Regions from separate parts of the Homo sapiens genome. Here region 2 is linked to region 1. A link is a loop called in an ENCODE intact Hi-C map of the cell type or tissue named here. Cell type or tissue: IMR-90. All regions are shown on one strand. Each heading gives the region's core, and the rest is flanking DNA. Links, peaks and the distances in the headings are about the cores only.

Region 1 (4,402 bases), core at 121-4,120:
TTAGACACCAGTTCCACTTTGAATTAGAACGAGAGAATTTAAGAGCAAGAGGGGTCCTTCAAAACCGACTCCAGTGCATGCTACTATCCTCCTCTTCTTAAAGCTGAGGAGCCAAGGTTCAGAGGCACGAAGTGGCTTCGTCAAAGTCATCCATTAGGTTTTGGCCAGTGCTTGGCTTAAGAAGAGGGGTCTTGTGCAGGCCGGGCGCAGTGGCTCACGCCTGTAATCCCAGCACTTTGGGAGGCCGAGGCGGGTGGATCACGAGGTCAGGAGATGGAGACCATCCTGGCTAACACGGTGAAACCCCGTCTCTAGTAAAAATATAAAAACAAAATTAGCCGGGCGTGGTGGTGGTGGGCACCTGTAGTCCCGGCTACTTGGGAGGCTGAGGCAAGAGAAGGGCGTGAACCCGGGAAGCGGAGCTTGCAGTGAGCAGAGATTGTGCCACTACACTCCAGCCTGGGTGACAGAGCGAGACTCAGACTCCGTCTCCAAAAAAAAAAAAAAAAACAGGGTTCTTGTGCGCTCCCTACCCAGTGCTCTTTCATTTCTCTGCCTCGTGATGCTCTATTGCCTTCTGGCTGAGAAAGCTCCATAGTAAGGGCTTTCCAGGATGACTTAGTTATTTTCTTTGGAGATACTGAGAACATTAAAAGAAGTCCTTTTTAAAACGTAAGGATAAAAACACCACTTAAAAGCTGATATAAGTGATTTTAGGATTATTCATTATTTGAGAATAGTCATGCCATGTGATACGTTCATTGACATGAATAAGCAAGAATTGACTGGTTAACTTGGGCTACCTAAGAGGAAACATCATACAGTAGAAAGTCCAGGGGCTTTGGAATTACACTTGGTTGCAAATTCTGGATTTGACATGTTCTTTCTTATAGGTTTGGCCAAGCTACACAAACCTCTCTGAACTTAACTTTCCTCACTATAAAATTGAAGATAATAACATTTTCCCTCGTTGTATTAAATGAAGATTACATGAATTGGTAGATGTGTGAGTACCTAGCCTAAAACCTGGCCCATATTTGGCATATAATAAATGTCTCTTCTTTTTTTTCCATTCTAGAATTTGCTACTTCTTCAAATGTATTCTCTCAATAAATATGTATAGTACTTGTGTTAGGTGTGGATAAGGAGGTAAATGACAGAATGACAGAGTATCTGCTCACATAGAGAACTTTTTTTTTTTTTTTTTTTTTTTTTGAGATGGAGTCTCGCTCTGTTGCCCGGGCTGGAGTGCAGTGGCATGATCTTGGCTCACTGCTACTTCCACATTCCGGGTTCAAGCTACAGAGAACATTTTTAAAAGGGGAAGATAAGCATTAAATAAGCAATTAAGATGGAGTGTTATGAGTGGTTAGCTAAGGAAATTCAGGAGGCCCAGGGGGATCAAGCAGGAAGACCTAGTTTAGGGGATCAAGGAAGGCCTCCGGAAGGTGATGGTGTTTCACTTGAATCCTAAAGGATATGTAAGACTTAGACAGATTAGATGGGGTGAAAGTGGGGAAGGGAAGTCACAATTATCCCAAACAGGGGCAGCAATCAAGTGTGAAAATGCTGAAGGGAGAGAGTTCAACAAATGTAAAGCGAGAGGGAGAGGGGCAACTGATGAAGCTGGAGAGTGGGCAGGGTATATGCCGTCGGCGGCTTACAAGCCATGATAATGATTTAGGAAGTTGATTTCAAAGGCAGTGGAGGATCATTGGAGAGCTTTGAGTTTGAGTAATATGATTTTTGTCATTGAAATTAGAAGGGTTTTAATATTAGCTCTCTGGAAAGGTATAGATAAAGGCTGCTATTCAAATAGGCTGATAGGATTGCTTTAGGAAGCATCCTCATCCTTCATTCACGGAATTCAGGGATGGATGTCTTTCTGCTGGAAAGTGGCAGAAATTTAGCCATTGTGCTCGACCACAAGAGGGAGCTAGTGGTCTTCCACGAGCCTGTAATTTTCCTCTGGCCCATTGTCTCCTGACAACATGGTGGCATTGGCAGTTGGCTCAACTGTTTGGCCATTTTCCAGTGACAAGACCGTTATGGCAGTTGGTGGTTGGTAAATTCAGTCCCTGCTCTCTGTGCCCAACCATATGTCCAGAACTTACTGGCACTCCTAGGCCTGGAGCCTCCAGCCAGCTCAGAACAAAGACAGTCTGAAAAGGCCTCTCCTCGTCGCCATCGCAATCACTTGAGCATTTATGCTCAAAACAGCTCTCTTACAGGAAAACGTTTGTGTTCCTCCAGAATGTGAAGGAAGGTTCATGGTTTTTAAAATTCATGAATTGCGTGGAATGGAACGTTCCTTCTCTGAATACAGGAAAGAAACAGAGAGGCAGTGTCTTTATGACCCCCAAGCTGTGGGTCATCTCAGGCGGGAAAAATCTAGTCAAGCCAATTATTTGGCATGGTGTGGGCCTCCTTTCCTCCCATCCCAGGAAAAGGTTGTGAGGGTTTTTTTTCACGTTTTAACTCGTTGCCTTGGATTCGCTTGAAAGTACTCAGGCTTAGGCAATTAGCTAAAGAAGTCTACTCTTTTCTAGTTAAAATTATTTGACGACAATGATTCTGGCTGGGTATATGATCAAAGTAAAATCTAATTAAATGTTCAGGTGAACTGCTTTGCTTTGGTTGGTTTAAATACAGCCATAAGGATAGGATAGACCAAATTAAGGACGGTTAAAGTTAATTCCACATTTCCCTTTATATCCTCTGTCCTATCTCACTGGGCCCATTTCTCCCTGTCTTCTGGGTGCCCCATACCCTTATGCTCAAAATCAGTCCGAAGTTCACCACCGAAGCATTTTCAACGGCCTTTCCTTCCCTGCTAGCTCTCCTTCCTACACTTTTCAATGACACCTTAGAATGTGAGTTTGAAACAAAGAATTTGGTTAAACTGATTTGAATAGACTCTAGAGTGTGAATACATGAACACCCATCACATTCTCGTAGCTCCTTGACCCTTTGGGGTGGAGGGGTGTTGTGTTTTAAAAGAAGATATTGATACCTCAAATGAATACTTGGTGGTGACATTTTAGATGTGAAGCATAACGTGATTTTTCCACTATATTATGTAAAAGAAATACTTTGGCAGTCAGTGGAGTAGGGTGAGTTGGAGCAGAGCTTTGCAGCACTGCAAGCAAGTAGTCATCCAGTTTTTCAGATGACGTTTTCTGAGTCTCAACTTTTGTCCATCCAAGTGAGCAAGTCAGGGTGATAAGATGCAATGCAAGGTTTTTATTATGTTTGATTTTATCTTTCTTTTCTTTTCTTTTTTCTTTTTTTTTGAGATGGAGTCTCACTCTGTCACCCAGGCTGGAGTGCAGTGGCATGATCTTGGCTGACTGCAACCTCCACCTCCCAGGTTCAAGCGATTCTCCTGCCTCAGCCCCTGAGTAGCTGGGACTATAGGCACCCGCCACCATGCCAGGCTAATTTTTTATACTTTTAGTAGAGTTGGGGTTTTACCATATTGGCCAGGCTAGTCTCAAACTCCTGACCTCATGATCCACCTGACTCAGCCTCCCAAAGTGATTACAGGCATGAGCCACCGCACCCAGCCTGATTTGATCTTTCTAATTTGCATATGAACTTTCTCATATCTTACGCCATGCATGTGATCTTTTGCATGGTATAAGCCATCTCTATTCCAACTACCTTTCTCCACCCACACATAACACTTCGCAGTATGTCTGTGGAAACTGGAAGTACTGTTTTCTGATAATATCTGATGACCTACACCAGGAACAGGATCCTCTGAACAAAGAAATTTCTGTCTTACAAAGAAATTGTCTTGAAAGAGCATGGACTTTTTTCATAAGTTAAAAATATCCAATTTCTTTTCACTCCAAAATAAAAATCACTGTGTAGTTTTCTTATTTTAAAAGCAACAAATGCCAGGTGCAGTAGCAGACACCTGTAGTTCTGGCTACTTGGGAGGCTGAGGCAAGAGGATTGCTTGAGCCCAGGAGTTGAAGGCTGTAGTGTGCTATGATTGCACCTGTGAATAGCCGCTGTGCTTCAGCCTGGTCAATAGGGCAACATAGCAGGACCCTGTCTCTTTAAAAAAAAAAAAAAAAAAAAAAAGCAATACATGATGACAGCATGAATACATAATATATATATATATATAAAGTGTAATAAAAATATAAAGAAGAAAATAAAAAGATAAGCATTATCTCATCTTTAGAAAATAATCACTGTTAAAGTATTAACATTTTGGAACATAATGTTTGAGATATTTTTCTATGCCTACATAGACATTTTGAGCCTCAGCAATATTGCATTATGGATATTGTTTTGTAACCTGACTTTATTCACTACTTACATATTGTGAGCATCATTTACACCATAATTTTAATTGGTAGCATACAATTCCTTTAACTGAAAATATTAT
Region 2 (4,402 bases), core at 313-4,312, 130 kb after region 1:
TTATAATTTTTACTAGTTTTTTTTTGGAGAGAAAATCTCAGGAATGGACCGTTGAAGTTATGCTTTAGATCAGGGGTTCCCAATCCCCAGACCGCGAACTGCTGCTGGTCCGTAGCCTGTTAGGAACTGGGTCCCACAGCAGGAGGTGAGTGGTGGGTGAGTGAACATGACTGCCTGAGCTGTGCCTCCTGTCAGATCAGCACTGGTGTTAGATTCTCATAAGAGCGCAAACCCTATTGTGAACTGCCCATGTGAGGATCTAGGTTGTGCGTTCCTTATGATAATCTAACTAATGTCTGATGATCTGAGGTGGAACAGTTTCATCCCGAAACCATCCCCCCCCCCCACCTCCCCCACATCTGTGGAAAAATTGTCTTCCATGAAACTGGTCCCTGATGCCACAAAGGTTGGAGACCGCTGCTTTAGATGGTGAATTAATTGTAAGAAGGATAAAATATGTGTCCACTACTTACATACTATAATTTTATCTATCTTCAGTTGGAACTGAAAAAAAAATCAAGTTAAATGGTTGCAGAAATAATTCAACGTAAAAAAAGTGAAGTTAGAAAAAAGTAACTTAATAATGACTAAAATAAGGCAGATGAGTTTGAGATGGGGCTGTTATCCTTTATTCCTGTAAAGGTCTAATGATACAGAGTTAGGAAATACAAAGTGCCATTTGCAAACACTCCTGAAATCTAATGACCGTGGTAGATGATACAAATCAACCACAGTTCTTTTATCTACTGCATTTAGACATAGCTTCAAAATACTTTGTAATCAGCTGTTGGTCTTTTTAAATGAAAACCTATTTAGTGTCCTAGATGCAATCTAATAAGGGAGGGAAGTAGGTAATGGAAAAGTCAGAAACAATCTTTAGATCACTTATTCAGATCCAGTATAGCCTCCAAAGCGTAGACCTTCTGTTACATTGAATTTATAGAAAGCTAGAGCACATCAGTATGGTGGTTCTCAACCTTGATACCAAGATCTCAATGACTGATGTGTTGGGATGGTTGTCACAAATGTTTTCTCATTAATGATGAAGTAGAGTTTGCTCTAGGTCTCTAGGAATAGCCCCAACCCTGCAGCCTGTAATCTAGGTTCGTTCATTGGAATACGAATACAGTAGTCTAACAACTTCATCTTCCTCATCGCAGAGAAAAAAAAAAAGTCGTGAACGTCTATGGGTTAAGAGAACATTTTTTTTGGTTTTTTTTTTAATTATACTTTTAAGTTTTAGGGTACATGTGCACAACGTGCAGGTTTGTTACATATGTATACATGTGCCATGTTGGTGTGCTGCACCCATTAACTCGTCATTTAGCATTAGGTATATCTCCTAATGCTATCCCTCCCCCCTCCCCCCACCCCACAACAGTGCATGCACATGTATGTTTATTGCGGCACTATTCACAATAGCAAAGACTTGGAACCAACCCAAATGTCCAACAATGATAGACTGGATTAAGAAAGTGTGGCACATATACACCATGGAATACTATGCAGCCATAAAAAATGATGAGTTCATGTCCTTTGTAGGGACATGGATGAAGCTGGAAACCATCATTCTCAGCAAACTACTGCAGGGACAAAAAACAACGTTTGTTTTGAATTGGCTGCCTCGTGGTGAAAAAGTCACTGCAGTAGCTGCTGTGGCTATAGTAGTCTTAGTAGTTAGAGTCCATCTCTCTGCTGGTCATTTCAAAAGTCTTAACCCCAGGGAAAGCTTGACTCACGGAATGCTTTGGGACATTAGTGCTGAAGGATTTAATTAAAGCCAACTCTGGAAGAAAGATGTCAAGTGGGCACACAGTATAGTGGATAAGAAGGTGTCTGACTCATGAGGAATGACACACAGACAGAACATGTGCTCAGTAAATTTTGTTTTGTTTTGTTTTTGGTTATGAAGAACTGAGAGAACACTGGCAAAACTTATTCTACTTCCCAGAAAGGGTTAAGCTTTCTTTGGTTGCTTCACACGGGCCTTCTGAGTTCAGGTAGCCACGGTGGTTTTAGCACTGTAAGTTGGGGGCATATTTGGCACTTTTTAAAAATTATTGTAAACTGCTAGGTCTAGGTGTATTTCAGGAAGGAAGTTAGAATGTTGGGGGATGATTTACATCTTCTCTCATGTGGGTAGACTCTCTCATTCTCAAATAGAATGGAGTATATTCACGGTCATATTCTTCCTCTCCACCAAAACAACAATTCCCTCTCCTTCTGTGTCATCTATTCTGGGCAGAGCTTAGGGGTGGGGGAGGATTAAATACTGAGTTCTATTAAGAGATCACCTCCCTCCTTTTGGCCTTCCTTTTAGCCACATTGTTTCGGTCTCTCAGGAAGCTCTTTGCGCAGCGGGAGGGGGCAGGGAATAAACTTTATGTAAAGTAGGAACGAGAAGTCCCAGTTGCTTTTTTACGGAGTGGTCCTAAAGGCTTACTCCTGACTTTGTGCTCACTGGTATAGAAGCAGGACAGGGTGGCAACAGGAAATTCCTGAGGAAAATTTCTGGTCTAGAACATTCCTAGGTAGAAATTCTGAGGAAGTTCTGGACAGTCCCTGCTCAAAGGGAGAATAAGGGGAACATGGAAAGGATTCATCTTGTCCCTTGCAGCTGCTGGGCTAGTGAATTAACTAGGGAAGGGAAAGTTGTTTAAAGCCACATCAAACTGATAAAATGCTGAAGCTGGAGAGAACTGGGAAAGACAAAATGTGCTTACAGTGTGTCCCAAAACAGGAAGAGAGAAAAGAACCTGTCAGTAGTTATTTTCTCAATTTAAAGTTAATCTCAAATGAAACAGTGGGGAAAATACTGCAAAACAAAAGGCATGCCTGATTAATGAGAGGGTGAATCAAGTGGTGAGAATCAACAGTTTGACAAACTGTACTTCTAAATGTACATTTATGGAATTGGGGTAAAAATGGTAACAGAATTTGGTAATGAAAGTGCTACACTGAAACAGCTGGTTTAAAAAAGTACTATCATTTTGAATGATAATGATGCCATTTGTAGATTTTCAGCCATGCCCTAGGGCTCAGTAGACTGAGCCTGAAGTAGCGATTTCATCTATCTTTCATGTAAAACTACTACTTTTTTATTTTTTGCATATTTATGTTAAAATACCTGTAGTTATATTATAGACTTAATTCTACATTCTGATTTTTTTCCAGTTAATGTAAAGTTGCCATGAGTGGTTATTCATTCTTCATGTTGTGTCATCATTTTTGTGGCTGTGTAATATTCCGTCTAGAGACTGTACTGTACTTAACCGGCTATGCCTTTAATATTTAAATTATTTCAAAGGCGTTTTAGGTTATTTTGAAGGATATTTTCTGTATTCTAAATAACCTGCTATAATACATAATACAGTTTTCCCTTGTTTTGGATTATTTCCTTAGGATTATTTTTGAAATAAATCAGTGAAGGAAGTGAACATGTTGGTGATTCTTTATACTTATTGCTAAATTGCTTTCTAAAACATTTCTGTGATTTCCACATGGCAGAGTAAGAGTGGCCACATGTGCCTAATGAAGCTACAGAGTGAAGGATTCCCTAGATTTAGTGCAACTGGAAATGATTCTCACCTGAGACGATGCTGAGCCCATCCTGGTTTCAAAAAAATATTTTTAATGAATTGTTATGGAAAAAAGTAAGAAAGGCATCTGCCAATCAGAAGGGAAGTTTTAGTCTCAGTTGGAAGGATTTGTTTTTCCAGTTTGCATTGTCTTATGTAATAGATTTGGGGCCTAAAAACTTAGGGATTAGATGAAACTTTAATAAAATTAATCTTGTTTTATGTAAACAGCACCTAAAATTGCCTTACACATAGTGGGGGCTCAATAATATTTATGAGTAAATGAGGCACTGTGGGAACCTTGTCATTGACGGTAACCCTGAAGTGAATTATGTTTGGTCATGTGGTGGAAATTAGACTGCTGTGCTTTAAGTTTCAGATATTTTTTTCCACCCAGGTTTTCTTAAAATGAGGTATGCCTCTACAGCTTACAGTTACAGCCAATATTTGCAAATACTGTAACAAAAAAACTGTTTAACTTAAAAACAAATATTAAATCCTTCACCTCCCAACCCATGTGGAAAAGGGAGGAAAAGGGAAATACTTTTAAAAAGTGGGAATTCTTAAGTATTGCAATCTGTTTGTTTGGAGCAGGAACTATTTAAAAACTCACAACTTTAATAAGTGAAGGAGACGTACTGATGTAAACCACAAACATGTTTAGGGCATGAGATCATTCAGGCTCCTTCTCACCTTCAGAACAAAGGTTTCCCCTCTTCTCTAGTTTTTCTTTTTTTTCCTTTCTTTCTTTCTTTCTTTTTTTTTTTTTTTTTTTTTTTGTGACAACCACGTCAAGTTTTCCTAGCTGTGGCCAGGGAGCACTA

What was found. A loop is a pair of places that touch in the nucleus more often than their neighbours do. Peaks named below come from ENCODE experiments on the same cell type or tissue, not always from the same donor. Only the 100,000 strongest peaks of a DNase experiment are listed, where the experiment ranks them.
Region 2: a loop joins it to region 1, with 4 times the contacts of the local background. A loop is called at or near these places in 4 of 110 quality-filtered maps.

Annotation. Positions count from the first base shown.
Region 1 is chr9:4,364,447-4,368,848 of GRCh38, reverse strand. It overlaps a transcript of GLIS3 not described here. Among named protein-coding and RNA genes, the nearest start is that of GLIS3, 67 kb to the right of the region's middle. In IMR-90, for the core only: a CTCF peak has its summit at 1,932 (motif pointing right); no DNase peak of the experiment used is centred there.
Region 2 is chr9:4,236,140-4,240,541 of GRCh38, reverse strand. The region is part of intron 2 of GLIS3 (GLIS family zinc finger 3); the gene reads left to right. Among named protein-coding and RNA genes, the nearest start is that of GLIS3-AS2, 61 kb to the left of the region's middle. RefSeq lists an enhancer at 2,063-2,582. In IMR-90, for the core only: no CTCF peak of the experiment used is centred there; DNase peaks (open chromatin) are centred at 1,821 and 4,241.